Linked DNA regions of Homo sapiens: region 1 is linked to region 2. A link is an interaction called in ENCODE POLR2A ChIA-PET data of the cell type or tissue named here. Cell type or tissue: PC-3. All regions are shown on one strand. Links, peaks and the distances in the headings refer to the core of each region. The heading gives the core; the rest is flanking DNA. Region 1 has its middle 400 kb from the start of GUCY1A2. Region 2 overlaps GUCY1A2 (guanylate cyclase 1 soluble subunit alpha 2).

Region 1 (13,321 bases), core at 3,669-11,668, 87 kb after region 2:
CTACAGAAGACATTCATTTTTGAATAGTCATACCCAACTCTTTCCAGGTTTTGCAGAGTAGAATAGGAGCAATCTCAAACCCCCTAGAAAATGTGACAAAGACAAATAAAACTTACAGATGGGAATTGCTGATTTAACTTTACAGGTTAAACTTTAGGTGACATTTCTTAGAAATAGCTCTTTCATTATGAGATTACAGAATGAATGGCGGTGGGGAAACACATGTGAACTGCTTCCATCTTCCCCTATATCAGTAATTACAGCACGTATTTGTTAGGAAGTGACTCAGGCCAAGGCATAAAATTGATAGACTTATAGTATTCTTATGTGATAGGCAGCATAATGGCTCTCGAAAGATGTTCACATCCTAATCCCTAGCATTTGTAAATATGCTATCTTTCATTACAGAATGGGGGATTTTGTGATTAAATTTAAGGTCTTGAGATGGGGAGATAATCTTGGATCATATAAGTGGGCACAAAGTAATCATAAGGTTCTTATAAGAGGAAGGCAGGAGGATGAGAGTCAGAGGAGAAAATGTGGCAGCAGCAGAAGAGACTGGAGTGATGCCAGGCCATAAGCTAAGGAATGCAGCGGGCCTCTAGGAGCTGGAAAAGCCAAGGGAATGGTTTCTCCCACAGACCTTCAAAATCTGCTGATTTTAGCCCACTGTAACTTATTTTAGGCTTTTTAACCACGAGAACGTCAAAAAATAATTTTTTTTTAATACACTGTGTTTGTGGTAACTTGTTACAGTAGCAACAGGAAACTAATATTCCTTGTTGGATAAAGCTGTTCATGGTACACTTTTCTTCTTAAGAGATTTAGTGACCATCACTGGTTTATACTTTGGCAGGTTTTAGAATCAATCCCAGGCCTGGGGCAAGCTACGAGGAATTCAAGCTTAAAATCCGGGAGTCTTCCGTATTTTTCATTCAAGCTATAAAACACATGTATGTAAAAAGAATCAATACGGGGTCATGGTAAGAGCTTGGAATAAGGTTCAGGTGAGAGAGAGCTCAGTTATACTCCTGGCTCTATCACTAACTTGTGTATTTGGGCAATTATGTTTCTTGACTTGTTTGGAAAATGTGGGGGTTAGATTACAAGTAAATTGTTTTTAATGGTAATTCCAGTACATTTCTTTCTTTATCAAAAATAAAACAGAGATTATTTGCCAATATTTATGTCAGCTGTTTGGAAGAATAATAAATGCCATATTTTATATAGCTCCTAGCTCTACAGCTCAATGAGAAATAAACTGTATAGAATTTAAAGTCCATGAGGAGTGGTAATAAGAGAAGATATTCATTATGCTACTCATTATTATTTTAATAAAAATAGAGTTACAGAATCTCAAGGAGAACAGTTAAATTAATTTGGACATTGCCACCAACATAATTAAAACTATCTTAGATGAAAGAAGAAAAAAAAATCAGACATTTCATTAGAATAAATCTCAATATGCACTGTCCTACATAATATAAATTATATACTTCTTCTGATGCTAGTTAAATCATTCCATCTGTGCTACACTATAGCTTAATTTTTCAAGTACAATCATGTGGAATATTAACCTAATTTTAGTTTGCTAGGTAAGGGAAGAATTACTCTTGCAGTTAATATAGCAAGCACAGAAATCTAATTGCAATGTAGATAACAATTTTTCTCCATTTAGTCTCATTCTTCTCCTTCATTGCTTTCACAGATGTGTAGTTGTTCTAAGTGGGATCCACTTCCAGGAGAAGCCAATTGTATCAGGTTACAGCAATGAAACCTGATACAACAGGAGAAACTCGTATTTTTTTTTTTTTTTTGTCAGCCTGGCCCCTTCCCTCTTTTAGTGTTTCCATTTCTGTGTTTCTGACGCATACAAATAGTAGTCGGAGAAATTTTTCCAGAAGAAGAAAATAAGTAGAAAAGGACAGAGGGATGTGTGAGGGTATAAAAAGGAAAGACAGGGGCATTTGAAAGACATTTAAGGCCGGGCATGGTGGCTCACGCCTGAAAATCCCAGCACTTTGGGAGGCCAAGGCGGGCAGATCACAAGGTCAGGAGTTCGAGACCAGCCTGACCAACATGGTGAAACCCCTTCTCTACTAAAAATACAAAAGTTAGGCGGACATCATGGCACACGCCTGCAATCCCAGCTACTCAGGAGGCTGAGGCAGGAGAGTCACTTGAACTCGGGAGGCAGAGGTTGCAGTGACCCAAGATAGCGCCAGTGCACTCCAGCCTGGGTGACACAGCAAGACTCAGTCTCAAAAAAACCCAAAAGATATTTACACATATTTATTGTGGTTGTTATGGGGAAACAGAATGAACATGACAGCACTGGGTCCATCTGCCCCCTGACTTCCAATAACTATAACAATGGCAAATGTGTCTTGATTAGAGACTGTGTCAGGTGCTTTGCCTGCCATGTGCACTGAGAAACTCTGACACACAGACCATTTATTCTGACTCTGTGAGCTAAGTATTAATATTTTCTACCTTTTACAGATTAGAATACCAAGGGCCAGAGGTAATATTAAGTAATTAATATTTCACAGTTACCTACTGCTTAACAATTCCAACCTGTGTCCATCTGACTCTGAAGTCAAAGCTCTTGCCACTACAAAGGTACCTCCAAACTGTTTCTCACAGGTGCACCACTTCACTCATTTCCAGAAGTTTCATGGATCTTTTAGCTTTTCCCATTCCCTCAATTCTAAACCTCTAGCATTTTCCTCATATTTCTATTGTACTAAAAGTGAAATATTTTAAATATTTGGCATGGATAGGTAATTGCCTATATTTGCCACAAATTGTTTCATATTCTCGCAACCAAAAGTTCAGAAAATTAAATGAACTGCATAGGTTATGACTCTCAGCACTCAAATTTATATTTACATTATCACTCATACTGCTTATTCCTGTTAGAATTATCTTTACAAGAACCAGGGCCAGCATGAGGCAGGTAAAGGGTGCAGTTCCATCTCTATCTGGCAGACTAAGTACTCTATTCTATTCTCTTTGACCATCCCTTTTCTTAACTGTGCTTCTGACTCATGGACAAATTGTTAGGGATTGATTGCAGATTAAATTGATGTTCAGAGAAGTCAATGAATGATGCAACTGCTAGACTTTCTCTTAAGACTGTGGAATAGAGGGTTTCCAGTTATCACATAGATGACCTACACAACCTAGGCATCACTGTGTATCAATCTATACAGGCAAAGAAGGGAAGAAGAAGGGAAAGGGTGGGAGCTAACATTGAGTAAGCAACCAAGATGTGCTAATGTTTCTTAGATACTCTATCATTGAATCCCCAAAACAATCTTGAGAGGTAAATATAATTTCTGGATTTATTGAAAATTATTTGTTGACTATATACTATATATCAGGCACTGTTCTATGTACTAGAGATAGAGCAATAAACAAGACAGATCAGATCCCACCTCTTCCAGATCTTATATTCTCGTAAGGTGGAGGCATACAATAGAAAAGCAAAAACAAAACCAAACAAAGGGATGGATGGTGATTTTGAGGAAGTAACATTTTAATCTCAAACTCAAATGACAAGGAGGGACTGGCCAGGAGCCAATCTTGGAACTGGATATTTTAGGCAGAGAGCAAAGGCCCTGAGCCTCTTGCATTCTCGGACAGAAGAAGAGCACACGCAGTGTAATGAATGAGAGGTTGAGTAGTTGAAGATGAAGTAAGACTCATGGGAAAGTTAGAAGGGCCTTTATAGGCCACTGCTTCTCAAACTTTAATGTACACATGAATTACATAAGGATATTGTTAAAAAAAAGCAATAACTGCCTCAGAAGGTCTGTAGAAGAGCCTGCAATTCTGCTTCCAGGTGATCCTGCAGATCACAGTTCGAATACTGAGGCTTTGGGTTTTGATATGATGTTTGTATAAAATTCTAGTGTTACTGAAGCCACAGAAGGGTCTTAAGTGGGCAGTGATGTGATTTGCTTTTGCTTTTCAAAAAATGTACTCTGAATGATGGATTTTACAAAGGGAAGAGTAAAGCATGAAACCGGTTAAAGATTGCAGAAGAAACTGATGTTTAGAGAAGTTCAATGATTTGCTAAAATCTTTCTGTAGATTCATAATGCATGTCCAGGCCTATCTGACCCAACGTCTGAGCTCCTTTATCCATCATTAGATAGATAAGAAAAAGCTTGTCTTAGAAGATGGACATTCTTGTGATAGAAATAGCCTAAGGCAAGACAAATGGATCACTGGCTTCACCATGAGTCTTTTAAAGGTGATCTGCAAAAAGCTACCATTTACTAGGTGCTAGGAGCATTGTTAATTCTGCAATTGTTAGTGACAAGCATATATTACTCACCAGGCAAGTTCGAGAGGAGGACAGCTTCCTTAACTTGGGAAGCCCACTCTTTTCATCTGTGTCTTGGTAGAGGTGAATCGTATTCCAACTCCCAAATGTGCCTTTGATAGCTGAGTTGTTTACTTCCAAGGGGAAATCAGTTTTATTGCATTATTACACAGCAGGAATGAACCCCAAACAGATCCAGAGAGTGCATTCGCAACTATCTAACAGCTGCATCAGGTAACAAGAGGCTTTGCTCAAGTACCCTCTGAGCAGCTGAGACATTAAAACAAGGAAACATCAACAGCTGTTGATGTTTATCACATGTGCCGTCACTAGAAATGAGCCCCATGTTTCTAGTGTAAAAGAGCCTCCCAGCTGTTTCACTTCTTGAGCAGCATAGTACATGGCTCATCACAAGGCCTGCTCATGGGCTACAAATCTAACCATTTATCCCAGGAATCCATCTTCAGGAAAATGCCACGCCTTTTCACAAGTAAAAGAACCTGGTAACTTTTTCAATTATGCCTATATTCTATTCCATTTTCCCTTCTTTTTAACTCTCTCACTGATATTTTTTCTCACCCCAAATACATCGATGGAGGGTAAAATAACATAACTTTTTTCATTCCAATTTGGGTTCCTCAAAATGGTCTTCCATCTGGGATGATTAATAGTTAACATGTATGTAGCTATCACTGTGTGCCAAGCACGGTGCTATATGCTCCACAGATCTTACTCGTGAATCATAATCGTGAGGTTAAACTTGTGTAGGTCCCATTGCTGTCCATTCTATAGCTGAGGAAGCCAAGATTCAGTAGAGTTCAATCAGCTACCCAAGTTCTCATAGATGGTTAGTGACAGGGTAAGGATCCAGATCTACTCTACTCCAAAGCTGCATTCCACTACTAGCCCAGTGATTCTCCAAGTGTGGTTCCTGCATACACAGCATCAGTATCAACTAGGAACTTGTTAAAAATGCAACTTTTCAGGCCCCATCCCAGACCTTCTGAATCAAAAGCTCTCTAAATGGCAATCTGTGTCAGAAAGCCCTCCAGGAAGCCCTTATGCATGCTGAAATTTGACAACCACTAGTGCAAGCCAGGGGTCTGCAAACCGCAAGCCGAGAGACAAATCCAGCCCACAACCTCTTACTGCCTGAATTAGTCCGCTTTCACGCTGCTGATAAAGACATACCCGAAACTGGGTAATTTATAAAGAAAAAGAGGTTTAATGGACTCACAGTTCCACGTGGCTGGGGAGGCCTCACAATCATGGTGAAAGGTGAAAGGTTCCTCTTACATGGTAGCAGGCAAGAGCGAAAACATGCGCAGGGGAACTGCCCTTTATAAAACCATCAGATCTCGTGAGACTTACTCACTAACAAAAGAACAGCACAGGAAAAACCTATCCCCATGATTCAATTACCTCCCACCGCATCACTCCCATGACACGTGGGGATTATTACAATTCAAGGTGAGTTTGGGTGGGGATACAGAGCCAAACCATATCACTGCCCCAAGCTAAGAATGGTTTTTACAACTTTAAAAAGTGGTCAAAATAAAAACAAGAAAAATATCTAACAGAGAACGTATGTGGACGGCAAAGCTTAAACTATTTATCATCTGGCCCTTCACAAACAAAGTTTTCTAAGCCCTACTCAAGACTATATTTCTTAAGGAACTGTGATAACTAGACTTGTTCCTATTGTTTATTCCTTACTGATTGATAACAAGTAATTATTATTTCCCCACACTGCCTGTTTCTTTCAAGATTTCTGCCTCAATATTTTTTCACCCTGATATTTTTAGCAAAGTATCAGCGCTCTGTTTTATACACGATTGCCCCTTTATATGGGCATATCTTTACAGAGCTGAGTTTGCAAAAAGTGCTTTAGGGCACTTTGTCTTCAAACACTAAAATCCCCCGGTGGCTCAGAATGCATTTTTGTGGCTCTCTCCCTTGTACATCCAAGCTCCCAGAGTACTCATTAGTATACTTATAAAATATATGCCTTTTTCTTTATGTGAATATATACCATTATAAATAAATTCTCTTTTCATTATTTTAAGACACATTTCTTTTCGGTTATGTTTATAAATCTCCAAAATAAGAATGCATCTTAAAATTTATGGTGCTTATAGTTGTTTTTGACCAGACAACAATCATGTCATATTTTTCATTCCTACATGAATGAGCTGGGTCATAGGTATTCATATTTCTGGCTTTTGTCATCATAGTCAATACTACCCTCGTTGAGTAGTGTGTAGCTATTTAAAATACATTAAAGATCACATGGCATTTCAGTGTAGAAACAAAAGTTTTTCTTTATGTGGAAAAACATAGAGACAGAAGAGAGGGAAGCAAATATTCATTGTTGTAAGGACAACCTAAATTCCATATTTTCTTGCAAAACACCCAAGTACTTTAGGAGATCAAAGAAAGGAAGATGCTTGTGAATATATAAGGCTCTGTTACATTCTATTTGTGCAGAATGTGTAAAGGGATTGCCTGACTCATGCTAGGCAACTCAATAAAAGTCAAGAGAAACTATCAAAATTCTTAAAATAGATGGATATAATTTCCAAGCAATAAGAGGCTTGTGTGAAAAATTCATACATAACACAACATTTTCTTTAATGCCTTGTGTCATATTTTATTTGGCAGAGTTTCTGTCTTTCTTAATGGTTTGTAAAATTATAATGGGTCTTGCAATCAATATTGTCTTACATTTTATGAGAGTCTTAAAAACTATTAATGAGTGTTGCTAAATATTATGTAATTATTGCTAATTAAAGTAACATGAATTTATTAATTTCTATATTTGAAATGCAATGTTCAGAGGCCACTTACTATATATGCATACTGATATAATCAAGGTTGTTCACAAGTACAGATGTGGTCCAAAGTTGCTTAATTAACTGCTTTTATCCTAGCTTAATTAGATGTTTTTTCTGAAATCCTAAATTGATGAAACAAAACTCAACTTTTTTTTCCTGAGATTAGAAAAAAAAAAAAAGGTGAAGATGCTCTTAGCCAGGCTTGTGTCAAACTTGCAGATTGCTTCTTGTTTTTGTTTTGTTTCACATCTTTTTTCAAGGAAGACTTCTAATGACCTGTCTACAATTCATCTGAAGAAAGGCTTATTTTTTCAGAGTAACCATTTTCAACTCCAGCTTCATCAGAGAAAGCAGAAACCAAAAAATAAAGAAGATAATTTACCATCATGAAAGCACTGGCTTACATCAATGCCCATGATTATTTATTTCAAATTAAATATAAAGGCAATTTCCCACTTTCACTGTCTGATATGGTTTGGCTTTGTGTCCCCACCCAAATCTCCTGTCTAATTGGAATCCCCACGTGTTGACAGTGGGGCCTAGTGGGAGGTGATTAAATCATTGGGGAGGTTTCTAATGGTTTAGCACCATCCCCCTAGCGCTGTCTCCTGATAAGAATTCTCATGAGATCTGGTGTTTAGAAGTGTGTGGCACTTCCCCCTGGTGCACCCTCTCTCTCTCTTTCCTAACACCATGTGAAGAAGGCCCATGCTTTGTCTTCCACCATGATTGTAAGTTTCCTGAGGTCTCTCAGTCATGCTTCCTGTTAAGCCGATGCAGCTGTGAATCAACTAAACATCTTTTCTTCATAAATTACCCAGTTTTGGGTAGTTATTTAAGGCGGTGTGAAAAGGGACTAATACACTGTCAATCTTCTTTGTTGAAAATACTTGCTTTCTTTTTCCATTTGATGCCTGTCCTCTTGCCAATCATAACATGATGGTCTCTGAAAGCTGCTTACCATTTTCTAAAAACCAAAACCAAAAAAAAAAAGATAGTCAAAACTGAATAATTTATTTATATTCAAATGAAGTATGCCTTTAAAAAAAATCATAGCGTATTTATCTTTGTAGAAAGAACAGTAAGATTTGAACTCTCTTTTATGCAGTCAACTTGAATAAAGAGAAACCCAAAATCTATTTCCTACTTGACCTCCTCACCAAATTACTATATAACAAATTGTACAGTTAATATGGATCAGTTATCATTTAAGATTCAAATGCTCTCTTGCCTGATAATAATCTAGTACCATGGGAGTGCTTCTAAGTGAGGGAAGATATATCCCTATGCTTGCAATTACAAAGACAAGTGGCACTTGAATTTTGTGAGCAGAAGATTGGCCCTGGCAAACCAACAGCATGTTAGGTTTAGCTCATTTCCCCTGAATTTCATTTGAGACTGCTTTGCAATAAAAGATGTCCTGATGAAATCATAACCTTCAGTACTAGTGATGCAAAAGCAGTAGCTTAACACTGCTTAAAGCATAGCTTGAGTGGAGAGAAATACAGCATTTCAATGTCAGCATCTCCATTATGAAAATAATAGAAAAATAAGTTTCTCCCTGATTAAGGTACCTCTTTACTGCCTAATAAAAGCTGTGTGAGGCAAGTCATTTTCTCTGTTTAGTTTCCTTGTTTCCTTAACAGGAACCCTATAATTTGGAAAAAAAAAATGTGACTTTTTGAGAATATGCCACTTTCTGAAATATGGGCATGAATCTACTTTACAATGGAAAAAAATCTTGAAATATTCTTTATTTTACTTACTGGATAAAATCAATAAACCAAGCATTTGTTCATTGCTTTAAAATATAATTTTAAGGTCTCTTTTACCAGGTTTTACTGAATAAGCTAAATTGACTGGTCAATAGGCCAGTAGGATTACGAATTTCCTCATGAGATCTTGTCTTATCATTTATTTATGTTTATGTAGCATTTCACACAACACACATGATAAAGTGCAGACAGGAAGACAGGCAGAAAGGGTAAGAAAGAAGAAATGGGAGAAAGAAAGAGGGGAAAGAGAAAAAGAAGAAAGAAAAAGGAGGGAGGAAAGGAAGAAAGAACATTTTTAAAGCAATGAACAAATATTTGGTGTATTGGTTTTATACAAGAAAGAAAGAATATTTCAAGATTTTTTTCTTCATTGTAAAGGAGATTCATGCCCATATTTCAGAGAGAGAAAAAGGGGGAAAGGGAGAAGGAAGGAAGGATAAAAGAAGGGAAGGTACTTCTGGAGGGTAAAAGAGCCTTTCAGTATAACTTTAAATAGAAGTTCTAACTTCAATTAATATTATGTTCCCTACTAGTAGGATGTTGAGTAGCCATCAAGAAGAATACATATCTTTGATTGATGGGGGTAAACTAAGCCCAAAATTATACATGAATTGAGGCTTAACTTATTTCACTCCTTGAGCAAGGTGTAAACTTAAATAAGGCTTGTTTTTTATTTGTCTCATGGGAAAGTCTGTGGGTGGAACAGGCCAGTAGAGGTAGGGCTGAAGAGACAGGCTTCTAAATGGAAAGGCTAGGTATTGGCCATGAGAGGCCAGCTCTGAGGGAGTGGTAGCACCAGCCATGAAGTGGACTGAACCCATCCAATGCCCTGCACCTCTGCTCCTCTCTATTAGTTTGGATAATTTCGCAGTGATTCAACCTGAGGACTTAGAGTTTGGGGAATGGCTTATTTATCATCACAGTTCTTTGAACTCTTTATTAAAAATACATCAGTTTAGTTACTTCTTTTCGATTTCTGAAGTCAAACACAGCAATCCTAGTAGTTACTTGCCATTTGAAATATGTAGAGCAGATTGCACCTCATTTGGCATAGTTTGATGTGTTTGAAAATGTTATGTTCTTTGCTTTCATGTAAAGCGCTCTTTGACTTCACCTAAAGGAGAACTGGTAAAAATTAAAACAAAAAGAAGAATAAAATGGTCAGTTAGAAGGCAGGTAATGCAGGGAGTATTGAGTTTAACAAAACATTGAGAACGTACTTTGATTTTTTATTGAATAAAAAGGCGTTTTTAAAAGAACACAAATTCTTTGTTGATTAAAATTCTAACTGAACTGTGAGGTATTCTGTATTTCACACACAGACCCACAAACATTGGGTAAAATTGGCCGTTTGGTAGAAATCTAAACATTAGATACTGCCCATTATTTGTAAATATCTAAATGGTGGCTCTACCAGTTTTTCCCTATTGAAAACCAGAAGCTTCACTGCATATGACATTCTTGCAATTTCTCAGTACTGATTCTGTCCATGTTATGCATTTTATTGCCAGATAATTTGGAAATCTATGAATATATTATAAGTTTCAAAATATCAGGGTTTTTTTCCATTTTAAATTACTGTGGTTCACATGAATGAGAATTAAAAATCACTAACATTTATGGAACATTCACTGTGTGAAAATGACATATGTTATCACCAGTCTTCATAATAACTCTTCAAAATAAGTTTCTTTAGTTTCATTTTACTGACAGAAAGGTTGCCACAGCACATAACTTGGAGTGAAGAGTGTGAGTTTTGTAGTCTCACAAACCTGGGTTCAAATCTCACAAACCTGGGTTCACATCCTCACAGACCTGGGTTCAAATGTATTCCCTACTGGCAATGTTGGGCAAATGATGTTTGCTTCTATCCCTTTCTGCATTTAGTTCTCATAAAATGGAATTATTAGTACTTATTTCAGGTGTGTATTATAAGAATCAAGTTAGGAATGCACTAGTATATACTAAATGCTCAGTACACCTTAGAGCTTATTAGTTTGGAGTCTCTTGCATGAGGCCATATAATAAGTAGCAGTTTCAGGAATCAGACCCAGCCTATCTAACCTCAAAGTGAAACTAGCATTTTCTAATATACTGAGACAAATCACAGTGATATTCCAAATACATCTAATGTGAGTAATAATACATAAATTCACTACATTTTGAGTATAAAGTCACAGAAAACAGAAGATTTTCTATAGCCAGTTAGTGTTTTGTTATTTAATAAAAAAAATAATATTTATAGCCAAAAGGATTTCAGATAGCTTACCATGAGTAATATTTATTAAAATTCAGGATTATCTTTAACTGAGCACCTAAAAAAATTATATTGAGTTTATGGAAGAGCAAAACTTGTCAGATAAAATTATGAAAAGATAAATTATTAAAATAATAATAAAATAAATCTAGCTTTCTTTCCCCTTTAAGGTCCTTAATTTCTGCATGACTTTATGCTAAGGCCTTTAAATACTATCTCTCAATGGAACTTCCAAGGAACACTCAGGAGGTAATTCACATACTCTTTTCAATTTGTGGTAGTACAGTGAAGGCTTGGATAAATCCTATAACCTAACCAAGTGACAAAACCAGGATCTGAGCCCAGATCGACCTGATGCCAACGCCTAGTTCTTAACCTTTAAAGCAAAAGTGAATTCAATGGGACATTTGAATTAGCACAGCAGAGGCCATTTACAGGAAATAATAGCTCTGGACAGAGCCAGACGTGAAAATATTTAGATATTCATCCCTAGAAATGTCCTTATAGGACAGAAGTTTTTAATTATCTGTGAAACTCTCAAAAGACAATTATTTTATTTAAGCACTCTTTTACCCTGGCTGCTTCTAGCCTCACAGCCACTGGGGCCCTCTCCCCCAGATGCTCTAAGCTTCTTTGTTGCCTGCTATGAAGCTGTAACAGGCCACTCACTTGGGCTGCACTGGTTTGAGCTGAAGGTCAACCTGCTCCCCAGCAACTTCCTATGCAAAGTTCCCTTCCGAGCCTGAGAATGATGACTAAACAACTTCCAGTCTACATATGGCTTAAAGGCAACCTAATATCTCATTTTGTGTCTCAGGCTACCTGAGACTTAAGCTCCCATGACGATCAACCACCTTGTGGCACTGTCGTTTACCAACATTGCCCAGGATGCCTGTCATTCTTCAACTCACTAAACACTGTGAGAGGTAACCATGATCTCATAATAGTCAAATCTCTTCCCAGGTCTCTGATGGCTGATCTTTCCTGTACTATTTCATACTGTTGCCTATTCAAACTTTCTTTCTTTTCCTTTTTTTTTTTTTTTTTTTTTTAAGACAGAGTCTTGCTCTGTCACCCAGGCTAGAGTACAGTGGTGTGATCTTGGCTCACTGCAACCTCCGCCTCCCAGGTTCAAGTGATTCTCCTGCCTCAGCCTCCCGAGTGGCTGGGATTACAGGTGTGCACCACCACACCTGGCTAATTTTTGTATTTCTAATAAAGACGGGGTTTCACCATGTTGGCCAGGCTGGTCTCGAACTCCTGACCTCAAGTGATCTGCCCGTCTTGGCCTTGCAAAGTGCTGGGATTACAGGTGTGAGCCACTGTGCCCGGCCTCAACCTTTCTCAAAAGTTTGTCTCAATTTCCTCACCATCATCTGCAATGACAAAGGTCATAGCACAATATTTAACACTCAACATGGTTCACTAAATTTTGTATTTGCTTATGATTACCTCTGTCATCAACTTTGCCGTGGATAAAGTTGATGAGATTGGGGCACAATCCCTGCATTGTGCCCCAGATATTTGGCTGACTAGAGTAGGTATAGAGGACCAGTTGCAGATCCTCTAACATTCTAAAATGTTTCATAGCTCTAGTTCTCTCTTCCTTGAGATGTTTGGCTTCCTTGCTCCCTTTCTTATCATCCAGTTTTCAAAACTTAGCTCATGTGTTACTTCCCCTTAAAAAGTTATTTCTGATCATTCCATATGAAAATGAACACTCCCTTCTTTATATCCTCGTCTAACTCTATGCTTATTTCTGTTATAGCACCTAGAATGCATTATTTCACTTATTTTTACTCATCTCCTTTGTAACTAGACTGAATTAATTAACCCTGTCATGGACCACCTATAAATGGTATTTAGTGAAATTAACTCAATCTCTCCTCCCTACCTCCAGTCCCAATTCTGCACTCCAGATGTAATCAGTAACAAGTTTGTGTGTGTGCTACCAGAAACTTTTTCTGTATACATTTAAATTTATAAAATTTAGAGTTTTATAAACATTTATACACTCGAAATAGTATACAAATTGGTCTGAAACTTGCTTTTTAATATATTTAAAACCATCATAAACATTTTACCATGTCAATAAATTGGTTTAAATAACATTATGATATTC
Region 2 (13,321 bases), core at 2,366-10,365:
AACCCAAAACACAAGAAAAAAACATCAAGGTAAATCATAACTAAATTACCTAAAACTGATGATAAAAGAAAAACTTAAAAGCAACCAGAAGTAAAAGATATGTTATATATAGAAGAATTAAGATAAAGATGATAGCAGATTTGTTATCCAAAATGATGCAAGATGGGAGCCAGTGGAGCAGCATCTTTAAACTACTGGGGGTAAAAAACTCTTTAAACCTAGAATTCAATATGCAGTGAAAGTATCTTTCACATATGAAGACAAAATTAAGACTTTTAAACATAAAAAAGCAGCGGGAATTTATTATCAGTGGGCCTACAGTATAAGAAATATTTAAGAAGTCCTGTAGGAAGAAGAAAAATGATACCAGATACAAATGGATCTACACAAAGAAATGAAGGTCACTTTAAATGATAAATTTGCTATCTTTCCACATCCCATGAGTTGGAACATGAGGGTGCTCTGGATATGTGCCAAGACATGAAGAAGGACCAATGAAAAGGACCAGGTCCTTGAATTACTGAGGGGAATAGAGCAGCCTGGCAATCTGGATGACCCATCTAGGAACTATTATTGAAAGACAAATAAAAGTCTATGTTTTCAAAGTATCTATATTTTGCAGTTTTACTGATACTACCAATTGTTTCTTAATTAATACAATTATTTTTAAAGCTGTGAAGTTATGTCTGCTACATCAAGATCTTTAATTTACTTGGAATGTTTTTTCCACATAAAACAAAGTTGATCCAGAGCATTCTAATAAAAAAGACATCTTTTTCTCACTTATCTGAAATGCCAACTCTTTTATAAATCTAGCACCTACATATGCATGGCAGCCTTTCTGGGTTAAATGCTCCATTTGTCTATTTGTTTATATGATGCTATCCATGCACTAATTAGATATGTTTATGGTAGGGCAAATACTGTAACTTGTCATCTTTCTCAGATATATCTTGACTCTTTCTACCATACTGAATTTTCAAATAAATTTTAGAGTCAATTTTTTAAAAGTAGGTGAAAAGGTTATAAGGGGATGCAGCTAGGTCACATTAGTTTCAACCTATCTTTTTATGAGTTGATATATGCAGAAGTCTCCAGCCCCAATACAAGGGTTGTTCTCAGACTGACTTTTTTCCTTACAACCAGAGTGGCAAAGAGAGCCTGGTGGTGAAGGGGTGATATTTGGCTACTTGGTAGGCATCTAGGGGTCAGGTTTCCTCCCTCCAAGGAACACTCTACATTCCCCTAGAACTAAGGATATCATCTCCCACTTGTTATCCATTCGCTTCAGTTATTTGGTGTAGACTGTGTCAGTATAACCCCATTACTGTTATCGTGTTTAATTATATAACAACTGTACACTGAGAGCTTTTTCAAGGCATGGACCAGACAGACTAATCAGAGAGTAAATACACAGCACTTAATTTACTCTTCAGAATTTTTAATCAATGCCTATTGACTGTCTCAAGGGTTGAAGTCTCTATTTTAACTCCATTTTAAAATGGAGTTAAATGGGGAATTCAGCCAATTTATTCAACATTTATCACTAATGTTGAATACCTGCTTTGCTCTAGGTACTATACTAAATGTCGAATATTCAGCAGTAAAGAAATATATATACTATATACATGTATATAATATATAACTATATATTATATATATAACTATATTATATACATGTATATAATATATAACTATATATTATATATATAACTATATTATATACATGTATATAATATATAACTATATATTATATATATAACTATATTATATACATGTATATAATATATAACTATATATTATATATATAACTATATTATATACATGTATATAATATATAACTATATATTATATATATAACTATATTATATACATGTATATAATATATATAACTATATATTATATATATAACTATATTATATACATGTATATAATATATATAACTATATATTATATATAACTATATATTATATACATGTATATATTATATATAACTATATACTTTATACATGTATATAATATATATAACTATTATATATAACTATATATTATATACATGTATATAACTATATTATATATAACTATATGTTATATACATGTATATAATATATAACTATATGTTATATATAACTATTCTATACGTGTATATAATATATAACTATATATTCTATACGTGTATATAATATATAACTATATATTCTATACGTGTATATAATATATAACTATATATTCTATACGTGTATATAATATATAACTATATATTCTATACGTGTATATAACTATATATTCTATACGTGTATATAACTATATATTCTATACGTGTATATAACTATATATTCTATACGTGTATATAATATATAACTATATATTCTATACGTGTATATAACTATATATTCTATACGTGTATATAATATATACACGTATATAATATATAACTATATATTATATATAACTATATATTATATACACGTATATAACATATTTATATAATAATATAATATATTATATTATTATTATATTTATAGAATAATATATATTATTATATATATATAAATATATAATAATATATATTATTCTATAAATATAGAATATATATTATTATATATACTTATATATAATATATACATAGTATAATATATAATTTATATAATATATAATATATATAATTTATATATATTATATAAAATATATAAATTTATATATATTTATATAATATATATAAATATATATAAATATAAAAATATAAATATATATAAATTTATATATATAAATATATTTATATATATTATATACAATATAGTATACAATTATTAATAACTATATATAATATACATGTATATTATATATAGTTATATATAATATATAGTTATATATATTATATACATGTATATAATATATATAACTATATCCTTCTCTGATGGGAAAATCCAACATTTAAACAAAATAAACAGAAATATAAATATTTAATTTATAATTATGTTTAGTGCTATGAAAGGAACAAATAAGGTTTTATTTAAGAATAACTGGAGGGAGAAAGTGGAGAAAAATATACTTTTCAAGTTAGACCATATTACATACAGATGAAATCTGATTTAACCTGTAACATAACCAGATTTATGTAGCAAATTAAACATAAATTTTTTCATATACTTAATCTATTTATTTGTGTATTCAATAGCATTTATCTTCTTTGAGCCCTATAATGATCCAGCTATTAGGCTCACAAAAATGACCAGGACTCAGTTCCTGTCTTTGAGGAGCTCATAGTTTTTTTTTATTATTATTATTATTAATTAGCAGTGCCTTTCATTAAAATAATTGCATACCAAATGGAAACAAATATGTTCCTTTTCCTCTTTCATTCTTCTTTAGATGAGGATAGGAATTCACTCAGGCTCCGTGCTGGCTGGAGTTGTTGGGGTGCGAATGCCACGTTATTGCCTGTTTGGAAATAATGTCACACTGGCAAGCAAATTCGAGTCGGGAAGTCACCCTCGGCGCATCAATGTCAGCCCAACCACTTACCAGTAAGTGTTCTCTGGCCTCCTCCTTCCTGTCTTGGCCTTTGTTTTGGGCTGCTATGCTGTCATCTGTGAGTCCCTGTTCTTTTTCTTGATCCTGTCATTCTCCAAGATATTATGAGTAGAACTGCCCAAACCCAAAAGATAGATAGTAATTGTGACACAAACTTTTATTTGCACTCTGTGAGAGTGCATGAAAAATCTGACATGACTGAGAGGTGAATATAGGTTTGTCATTTCCCACAGTCTCTGTCCTTCTTAAGTATACCTGTTTAAAATACAGGAGAGCAAATGTTCTTAAGGATCTGCATTATAATAGAAATCTCAATATTTTCAAAATGTTTCTGTTTATAAAAATGGAAGAAATACAATAGAAAAGGTGGTTGGACTGTTTTTTTGAATAAATAAATAAAGTCTTTAAATTTATATATATATAAATTATACCTTACTCAAAATGCTTGGGACCACAAGTGTTTTACGGTTTGAAATTTTTTGAGTTTTGGAATATTTGTGCATATTACCTGGTGAGCATCCCAAATTTGAAAATCTGAAATCCAATATCTTCCAAAGAGCATTTCCTTTCAGTATCGTGTTGGTTCTCAAAAAGTTTCAGATTTTGGAGCATTTTGGACTTTGGGATTTTGAATGCTCTGCTATACCAGGTACAGAGTAAAACATTAAATTCTTTTTATCTTAAAGGTAATCTTTGACAACACTACACATTTTTGCCTCCTGAATTCATTCTTATTTTGTGTCTGGTAGAAATTTCCCCTATTAGATATTAAGCCCTGTATATGGGCAGCGACTGTGTCTCTCACAGTCATAATGATGAGTTTGGCTCATCATTATATCCCCAAACTTATAAAAATGTCTAGCCCATAATAAGCACTCTGTAAATATTTATCAAATTAATGAATAAATACATTGATAAGATGGACATTTTCAAAATTAACAGCAAAGAAAAGCATGAAAATGTCTTACTTTATCACACTTTGGCTTTATTCTGGGCATTACTGTACAGCTGCTTAATTAATTTCATGTTTTAGGTAACTTAGAATCATACTGAAAAAAATGTATAGTAGGAATAGTGGCCATTGATTTTTCTATTAACATGGTTACAAAAAACTCAAGCAGAAAATTTGAATATAAAGATAAAAGTTGACTATAATAATAAATAAAATAGTGATATTTTCAAACTTTTGATACCAAATTAGAGGGTAATTTGGTATCAGAAATTCCAGAGAGGGAATTTAAAGTTTTTAGATGAAAGCAGATACTTCCAGATTCTGCAAAATAGATGAGAAAGAAAACTGAAATTACAAATATAAAATTAAGAGAAAGTGCACATTAAAAATACATTTTAAAGCTCTTGCTAAGCTCATTAAAGTAGTGGATACCTTGATTTTACAGTTTTTGAATAAAGACACACCTCTTACTAATTTTAAGGAACCCAAGAGATTTTGAGGGCCTCACAGACAACTTCTGGACAAAGTTTCAGGATTCTATCTAATCATTACTTATCTAAGAACTATATGCTATTTTCAGGATATTTATAAGAGGATTTGCATCTTTTAAACTTCTCCCAATTTTCCCAACACAATTCTGGGCATATTACAGATGATCTGACAACAATTACCATGGCAAATTGAATTTTGTCAAATTCTCTAGTAGAGATCAGTGATTCTGATACTTTCTGCTCTATACGATGAAAAAAGTTACTGAAGATCAGCTACCTCACTCATATCCTATTACATGGTTCCATTTATTCCCATCATGGTATTGATACTTATTTTCCATGTTTGTGTAACTTAGTGTAGATTTATGTCTTCTGTGACAACTTCACTTAAAAAAAAAAAAAAAAGATGTGTAAAAGAATGGGCCCAACCTGTGTGAGGAGTTCATGCCCTGTTGCTTAGACATCATAACAGTAGCTGGCTTTGTTTACATAGTGATGTATTAAAAAAAAAAAAAACTCTGCCAGCCATACAAGTCTGTGCATTTTGGTGGTGACTCAGAGTTTTTGTAGTCTTTTTCACAGTTTATGATGATCCTTAGTGATTAACAAGGTCTGAGGAATGAAATCATTTCAACTACTGCATACACTGAAGCTTACTGTTGTGTTATTGTTCTGCACCTTCACCCCCAGGCCCCCCAAAATCAAACAGAGCCATAGATAGACACGTTGAGCTGACAGGTGGGTAGATTCTTAGAACAAATATAATTTATGAAGTAAAACCCAGTATTAAGCTCATGAGAGTTTGAAATCTCTATTTTATCCCTGAATTACATTCTGTAGAATGTCCAACATTACCTGTTTATCTTGAAAACTATATGATTATTATAAACTTTGGAAGTGGACTGTTTTGATATTATGATAAACTGAAATCATTTTTTGAATTGTTCATTCCAAATGCATTTTGTCTTAAATATTCAAATAATTGAATTTTAAAAATATTTTTGTAACTATTGTGGAGTACTGAAAAGATAATAAAATATCCATGATCCTACCATAGTTAAACACTTTATATTTTGCTTCAGATATTTCTTAATAAAAATGAACAAAACATTTTCTTTGTAATTTTCTCAGTCTTTCATTGTGACATCCTAATGAGTTTGGTGTGTTTCAAAGGCCCGTGTTTTGTTTTTCCTTCTTTTTTTTGAGACGAGTCTTACTCTGTCGCCCAGGATGGAGTGCAGTGGCACAATCTCCGCTCACTGCAACCTCCGCCTCCCGGGTTCAAGGGATTCTCCTGCCTTAGCCTCCCAAGTAGCTGGGACTACAGGTGCGTGCCACCACACCTGGCTAATTTTTTGTATTTTTAGTAGAGACGGGGTTTCATCTTTTTAGCCAGGATGGTCTCCATCTCCTGACCTCGTGATCTGCCCTCCTCGGCCTCCCAAAGTGCTGGGATTATAAGCCTGAGCCACTGCGCCCTGCCTCAGTCCCATGTTCTATATATTAACTTTCTACATATGTATCCATGAACAATATAATTTTATTTTACATGTTTTAATTTTCATAAATGGTATTTTACTGTATGACTGTTATCACTAACTTTGGTTTCTTTTAAACACAATTTAATACTTTTAAGATCTATCCATGTTGGAGCATCTTTCTTTGGAAATTCCAAAGAAAGAATGGGTTTGGTAATTTGGTCGAAGGTGCATTTTGAGCTGTAACTAAAAGCTGAGATAGTAATCAGTTTATTCCTATGTGTTTTTATTAACAAAAGTCCCTTACTGATGACTGTCTAAATCATAGACAGCTCTAGCTCATCATTTTAATCGCTGTATGACATTTCAGTGTATGACTCCACCATATTTTAATATTTCATACATATATTCCTCTGTTGATCAACACTTCGGTATATTTTCTATTTTTTAATTATCACAAAGTTTGTTCCTGTGAACATTATTTACATGACATTACAAAAAAGAAATTTTTATTGAGTTTTAAGTTTTCCAAATTAGACATTTTCATTTTTCTTCAATAAATGTGTTTACACACATTTTTGTTCCCATCATCCCAATGATGGGATAAGTTTTTTATGGGATATGGATTTTAAATAGTGCACATAATATATGCACCATTAATATATGCACTTTAAATAGTGCATATAATATATATATCATATATACTAATATTACTTTACTGCATATAATATATATTTTAAAATAATGCATATATTATAAACAACTGTCTTAACATCATGCTGCTGATCTATAAAACAGAAATAATTGCTTATATGAAGGATGGCTTTAGCAAATTTTGAAATAAATGATTTATCTCAGCATAATTATTTTTTCTTGCTACAGTGCAAACTAAAAGTGTAGAAAGACTTGAATTACTTTGGTATGAAATTTTTCTTAATCTTTAAACATTTTTGCTTTTCTCATTTTACAATTGATCTACTTCCAGATGTTTTAGAACGCCTATTTTTAATTGACTGTGAAAGGCTTCTTTCTGTTAAAACCAAGCTTCTTCCTAACCACTGCTACCTGAACAGCTCATTGTATGAGAGCATGTACAGTCGAGCAGATTAGGCAGTGGTGAAGTGCATGAGCTCAGAATCAAAATGCCTAAGGTAGAATCCAGGCTCTAAATTTTCCTGTCTACATGAACTTTAGTGACTTAATTTCTTTGGACCAAGTTATCTCATCTCTAAAATGGGTACATGTTTATGAAGATTATTGTTGGCATTTAATGTGATATTTTTAAAGCTCCTTATACTTGGAACATATTAGACATTCATTTACTGCTTCATCCTGTTCTTTCCATGGAGGAAGAAACCATCTTATTCCTTCACTTGAATCTCATAATTTATAAATTTAGCCATGATGAATGATGTGTGCTAGTAGGATTACAGACCTCATCTGGAAATTTGAGAGAAAGAATGGGTTTGGTAATTTGGTCAAAGGTGCATTTTGAGCTGTGACTAAGAGCTGAGATAGTAATCAGTTTATTCCTATGTGTTTTTATTAACAAAAGTCCCTTACTGATGACTGTCTAAATCATAGTCATATGATTAAAAATTGGCTGTGTACATGGGAAATTCCCAAATTTAAGCTAAGGTACATAATTAATTCAATTAATCACATGATTAATTGAATTATGTACCTCTGCTTAAATGTGGGAATCATATATGTATATCTATATACATATGATTACTAAGTAATCATTACTTAATAAGTAATCATATATATGTATGTAATCGTATATATAGTATATAATTAATCTAATTAGTAAGTAATCATATATATGTGATTGCTTACTAATTAGATTAATTACTTACTGTTGGCTTCAACAACACAAACATTATTTTATAGTTCTATAGGGCACAAGTCTGACACAGGTCTCACCTAGCTAAAATCAGCGTGGGCGTCATGAGGCCTTCATTCTTTGCTGAAAGTTCTAGGTGATAACATGCTTTCTTGCCTTTTCCAGCTTTGAGGCCACTCTCATTCCTCTGTTCAGAACCTTCTTCTTCCATCATCAAAGCCAATAATAGTTCATCTTTCTAATTCTACTTCTATCATCACATATCTTTTACTGACTCTTCCTCCCTCTTCTACTTTTAAGGACTCTTTTGTGATTATGTCAGGCCCACTGGATAATCCATGGTAATTTCTCTATTTTAATGTCATCTGATTAGCAATCTTAATTCCATCTGCACCCTTAATTCATCATTGCCATGTGTATTAGTCAAGGTTCTCTAGAGGGACAGAACTAATAGGATAGATGTATGTATAAAGGGGAGTTTATTAAGGAGTATTGACTCACAGGATCACAAGGTAAAGTCCCACAATAGGGCGTCTGCAAGCTGAGCAGCAAGGAGACAGTCCAAGTCCCAAAGCTGAAGGACTTGGAGTCCAATGTTCAAGGGCAGGAAGCATTCAGCATGAGAGAAATACGTAGGCCAGAAGACTAAACCAGTCTAATCTTTCCATGTTCTTCTGCCTGGTTTTATTATGGCTGTGCTGGAATAGATTAGATTGTGTCCACCCAGCTTGAGGGTGGGTCCGCCCTTCCCAGTCCACTGACTCAAATGTTAATCTCCTTTGGCAACACTCTCAAAGATACACCCAAGAACAATACTTTGCATCCTTCAATTCAATCAAGTTGACACTCAATATTAAACGTCATACCATGAGACCTAACATATTCACATTTTTCAGGGATTGGGATGTGGACATCTTGGGAGGTGGGGGTTATTCTTCCTACAAGAAGGGAAAATTTAAATGCTAAAACCTGCCTGGAAATATAGCCCCAATCTTACTTCTGCATACTTGTCTTTGAGGATTTGAAAAAAAAAAACCATATAAATTATGTAAGCAAAATCTAGGGAGGAAAAAGAACTTTCACAAATGAGACCTCTGGCCTGTAAAGGATTTTTACTGGGACTTAAGATATAGATTCCTGAAGACAGGAATCTAGTGTAGGACTGAATGATATTTCTATATTTAAGAAGCAGTAGAGCCCTTGGCTTGAGAAGACTAAGAAGCTATCCTGAGAAATAAGCAGTTTTTATAAAGATGACTGCAGTCCTCTCACTGCATAACCTGCCCTCAGACACAGATACCCACATATCATCTCTTACAAAACTCAAGAAGTTATAATATTTAATTTCTCTTTAGACCTCTAGCACCAAGTTTAAAATTGCACAGACCACATTTTTGTGCAAGAGTTTGATACAGTGCATAATTCCTACCCTAGGAATTAAGAGAACTGCATCTAATATTGGTTAAGCTATTTGATGTCCTAGATGAGCTCTCATGCATCTTTTAGCTCCAATATCTCATCATAGTCACAGCAAACATTTATTGAATTACTGACAATTTATTTATATTGTCATTTAATCCTTACAGCAAGAGTGTGAGTTCTGAATTGTGATTATCTTTGTTTTTCAGATGAGAAAAACTGAAACTTAGGTTAAATAAGTCACTAAGAACATTGAGCTAAATAAGTGCGGGAGTCATAATTCAAACCCGTAGCTGCCCTACTCTAAAGCCTGAGATCTTATCTGTGGCCAAGCTGTCCCATGGGTTGATAACTACTTGAAATAACATGGAAAAAAACAATAATTACTTTTTAAATTTTTTAGCTGACACATTATAGTACATGTTTATAGGATACAGAGTAATATTTTGATAAGTGTTTACAATGCATAATGATTAAATTAGGATAATTAGCATAACTATCACCTCAAACATTTATCATTTCTTTGTGTGAGGAACATTCAAACTCTGCTCTTCTAGCTTTCTGAAAATACACAATAAATTATCATTAACCCTATTCACCCCAAGTGCTACAGAACACCAGAATTTATTCCTCCTATCTAGCTGAAATTTTGTATCTGTTAACTTCTCTACATTGTCTCCTCCCCCTTACCCTTCCTAGCCTTTAATACCCACAATTCTACTCTCTACTTTTATGAGCACAAATTTTATTTTTTTAAAGACCCATTAATTTCTGAATATTACTAGCCTCGATGAGAGGATTTCTTCTGCAAGAAAATGGTGAAGAGAGCAGTGGGGAGCAAAGTGGAATTACAGCAAGGGAGATTCGTTTTCTCTTTGTAGATATAATGCCCTCAGGTTGAACTTTTGCTATTCTGGAGTTGTTTTTATACTCAGGATAATAAAAAGGAAGGATATTATTTCTAACGTGTTTATTTGGAGTGTCTGTATTTCTAACTATATTAGTATCTCTGTCTCTAGCTCTGAAATGAACATGAGTATATGGGACAAACTTGTGGCAAGTGGAAGCTTCCAAGTGAAAAAAAAAATTGTCTGTTGCCTCTGTGAGGCTAAAAAACATTTTGTATAAGCATGTCTCTAATGCATATAATAATTTACTGGGAATATAGGCTTGCTTTTAGGAATTTACTTTATAAACAATTTGGAGGAATGCATATCTTTCTGGTAAATTCAGAGAAAGACGAATGGAATAATTGAAGAATGATGACATTCCTTGGGTATAGTTTTTATTTCATTAAACTATACCTTCGATATAGTTTAATAATCAGTAATACTAGTCAAAAACACTAGCTAGAAACTCTGCTTCTGTTCCTTTGTCAATATAATTATTATACAAGGATGAGATACTATGTTATAAATATTTACTCTTCTTCCTATGGACGCTTAATGTGGGGAAAGATCCAAAGAAACTTCAAGAAATTCTTATCTAGTAGTTTTTCTGTAGCCTTTTCTTAAAAAAAAAAATCAACATGCTCATCTGCACTAGTGATTTGATATTTAAAAATAAAAAGTATTCGGGCTGGCATGCTACTATCCTTCAGTCTTTTAAATAACTTTATTAATCATCTTATCCTTTTCTCTATGGAAGCACCAAAACAGTAAACATATTTTACAAAAGAAATATAATCAGTAAAGACAAATGACTTAGTAGTTTTCCCAAAAGGATAAACTGGAGCGGTGCCTCAAGAATTACATTTCTATTTTTCCAATTACAAACAGCAACATTAATATTACCCTTTTAAATGTGCCAATAAAAGTCATATCTAGCACAATTGAATGAGATATTCTACTCATTTCAATACTTCTTTTTACTATCTCTTTCTTTGTCTCTCTGCTATATATCAAAAAGCATTTTCCCCAGAAAATGTAATTCTGTGGATCAGGAATCTGATGCCTTCCCAATTTTTTAAAAATAAGTCTGTCTTTTTTGGGGGTAGGGGGATTTTAGAATATTCCACTTCAGTCATTCCATATATTTACCAGCATATTTAAGGCCATTGCAGTGAAGTCTTTAAAAATCAGAATATAATGTTGCAGTTATTTTTACAGTAAAAATAGTAAAAACTTACCTATTAGCTTACTCTTAAAGGTCTAATTGCTAAAATTTGTAAGAATCAATGAGAAAATATATAATTATGTACTTTGCAAAAGTGGTTGGTTGTTTTCATAGATATGAAATGAAGAGTATGTCTGGAAATTTAAGACATATTTTTCCCTGGGAGGCCGAGGCGGGCGGATCACGAAGTCAGGAGATCGAGACCATCCTGGCTAACATGGTGAAACCCCGTCTCTACTAAAAATACAAAAGAAATTAGCCAGGCGAGGGGACGGGCGCCTGTAGTCCCAGCTACTCGTGAGGCTGAGGCAGGAGAATGGCGTGAACCTGGGAGGCGGAGCTTGCAGTGAGCCGAGATGGCGCCACTGCACTCCAGCCTGGGCGACAGACCGAGACTCCGCCTCAAAAAAAAAAGAAAAAAAAGAAAAAAGACATATTTTTCTTTATGATTTAGTTTATTATTTGGCATAGGTTTGGCTTATATGATTAGGCATAAGATTAAATCTAGAAGTAAAGTTTTGCTGTTTTTCTTTAGGTCCCATTCCTAACTAGTATGAAGGGAAAGCTTGGTGGTTCTCTCTTCTCATGACGGCAGGGCTAAAAAGTTAATTACCTAGTTCCAGGATTCAGAATTTAAAGGCATTAATCTGGTATTCATGTCGATAATTCCTATTTATATGGGAGACATCTGTTAATTTCACACACAGAAAGAATTTCCTTGAAGTATAAATACTGTGATTGGCAACTCTGCTTAAATGTGGGAATCATATACATAAATATATGTCATAAATAACGTTTACAAAGAATGCCAAGCTTAAGTAAATTTTCCACATTATCTAAAATACTATAAGGTGAAAATTAGTTACTAAGGTAATTAAGCATGATTTAAAGCAAAAGAAAAAGTCACTCCTTACATTTTCCTTTCCCTTTCTCCATTAAAAATGGCACCATTTCTAGTGGCCTGGAGGTCAATATTTATTTTGTAATTAACACAGCTTTAATAATCCTTTCTGAAGGTTCTTTTAGATGTCCACAGTTTAGCTAAAAAGGCCAAGTTCTTTAGAAAAGTAAGTGTTAAACATGTTTGGCTGTGGAAACAATTCAAGTAATATCTAACTCAAAATCCAAGGTAGAACATAGATAAAAGTATTACTGTTGAGGATTTTGGGGGCTGCTGTTACATTTAAGCCTTATGATTAGTGTGTTTATGAAGCATTTTCTTTGCATACTCACATGTGCTTGTTTCTGGAAAGAGTTTTTTTTAATATTCTCATCAGATTTCAAAATGGACCGTGATTCAGAAAATATTAAGAATCACTACTGACTGATTAAATAAATGAATGACCAAATAAAATAATGTGAATTTCATATTCCTGTTCTGCCACTAATTAGTTTATGGCCCTGGATAAGCCACATAAATGATCTCATCTTTCATGTACTTATAAACTAGGTTAGGTCTAGATAATTCTACAAATATTTTGTACTA

What was found. Peaks named below come from ENCODE experiments on the same cell type or tissue, not always from the same donor. Only the 100,000 strongest peaks of a DNase experiment are listed, where the experiment ranks them.
Region 1: POLR2A ChIA-PET joins it to region 2 with 11 read pairs; 4 of 35 experiments call an interaction of 5 or more read pairs at or near these places.

Annotation. Positions count from the first base shown.
Region 1 is chr11:106,613,023-106,626,343 of GRCh38, reverse strand. No RefSeq gene overlaps it. Among named protein-coding and RNA genes, the nearest start is that of GUCY1A2, 400 kb to the left of the region's middle. In PC-3, for the core only: no CTCF peak of the experiment used is centred there; no DNase peak of the experiment used is centred there.
Region 2 is chr11:106,698,718-106,712,038 of GRCh38, reverse strand. GUCY1A2 (guanylate cyclase 1 soluble subunit alpha 2) reads left to right here. Exons shown (of 8, transcript NM_000855.3): 7 at 3,373-3,527. Among named protein-coding and RNA genes, the nearest start is that of GUCY1A2, 310 kb to the left of the region's middle. In PC-3, for the core only: no CTCF peak of the experiment used is centred there; a DNase peak (open chromatin) is centred at 5,498; H3K27ac peaks cover 1,272 bases.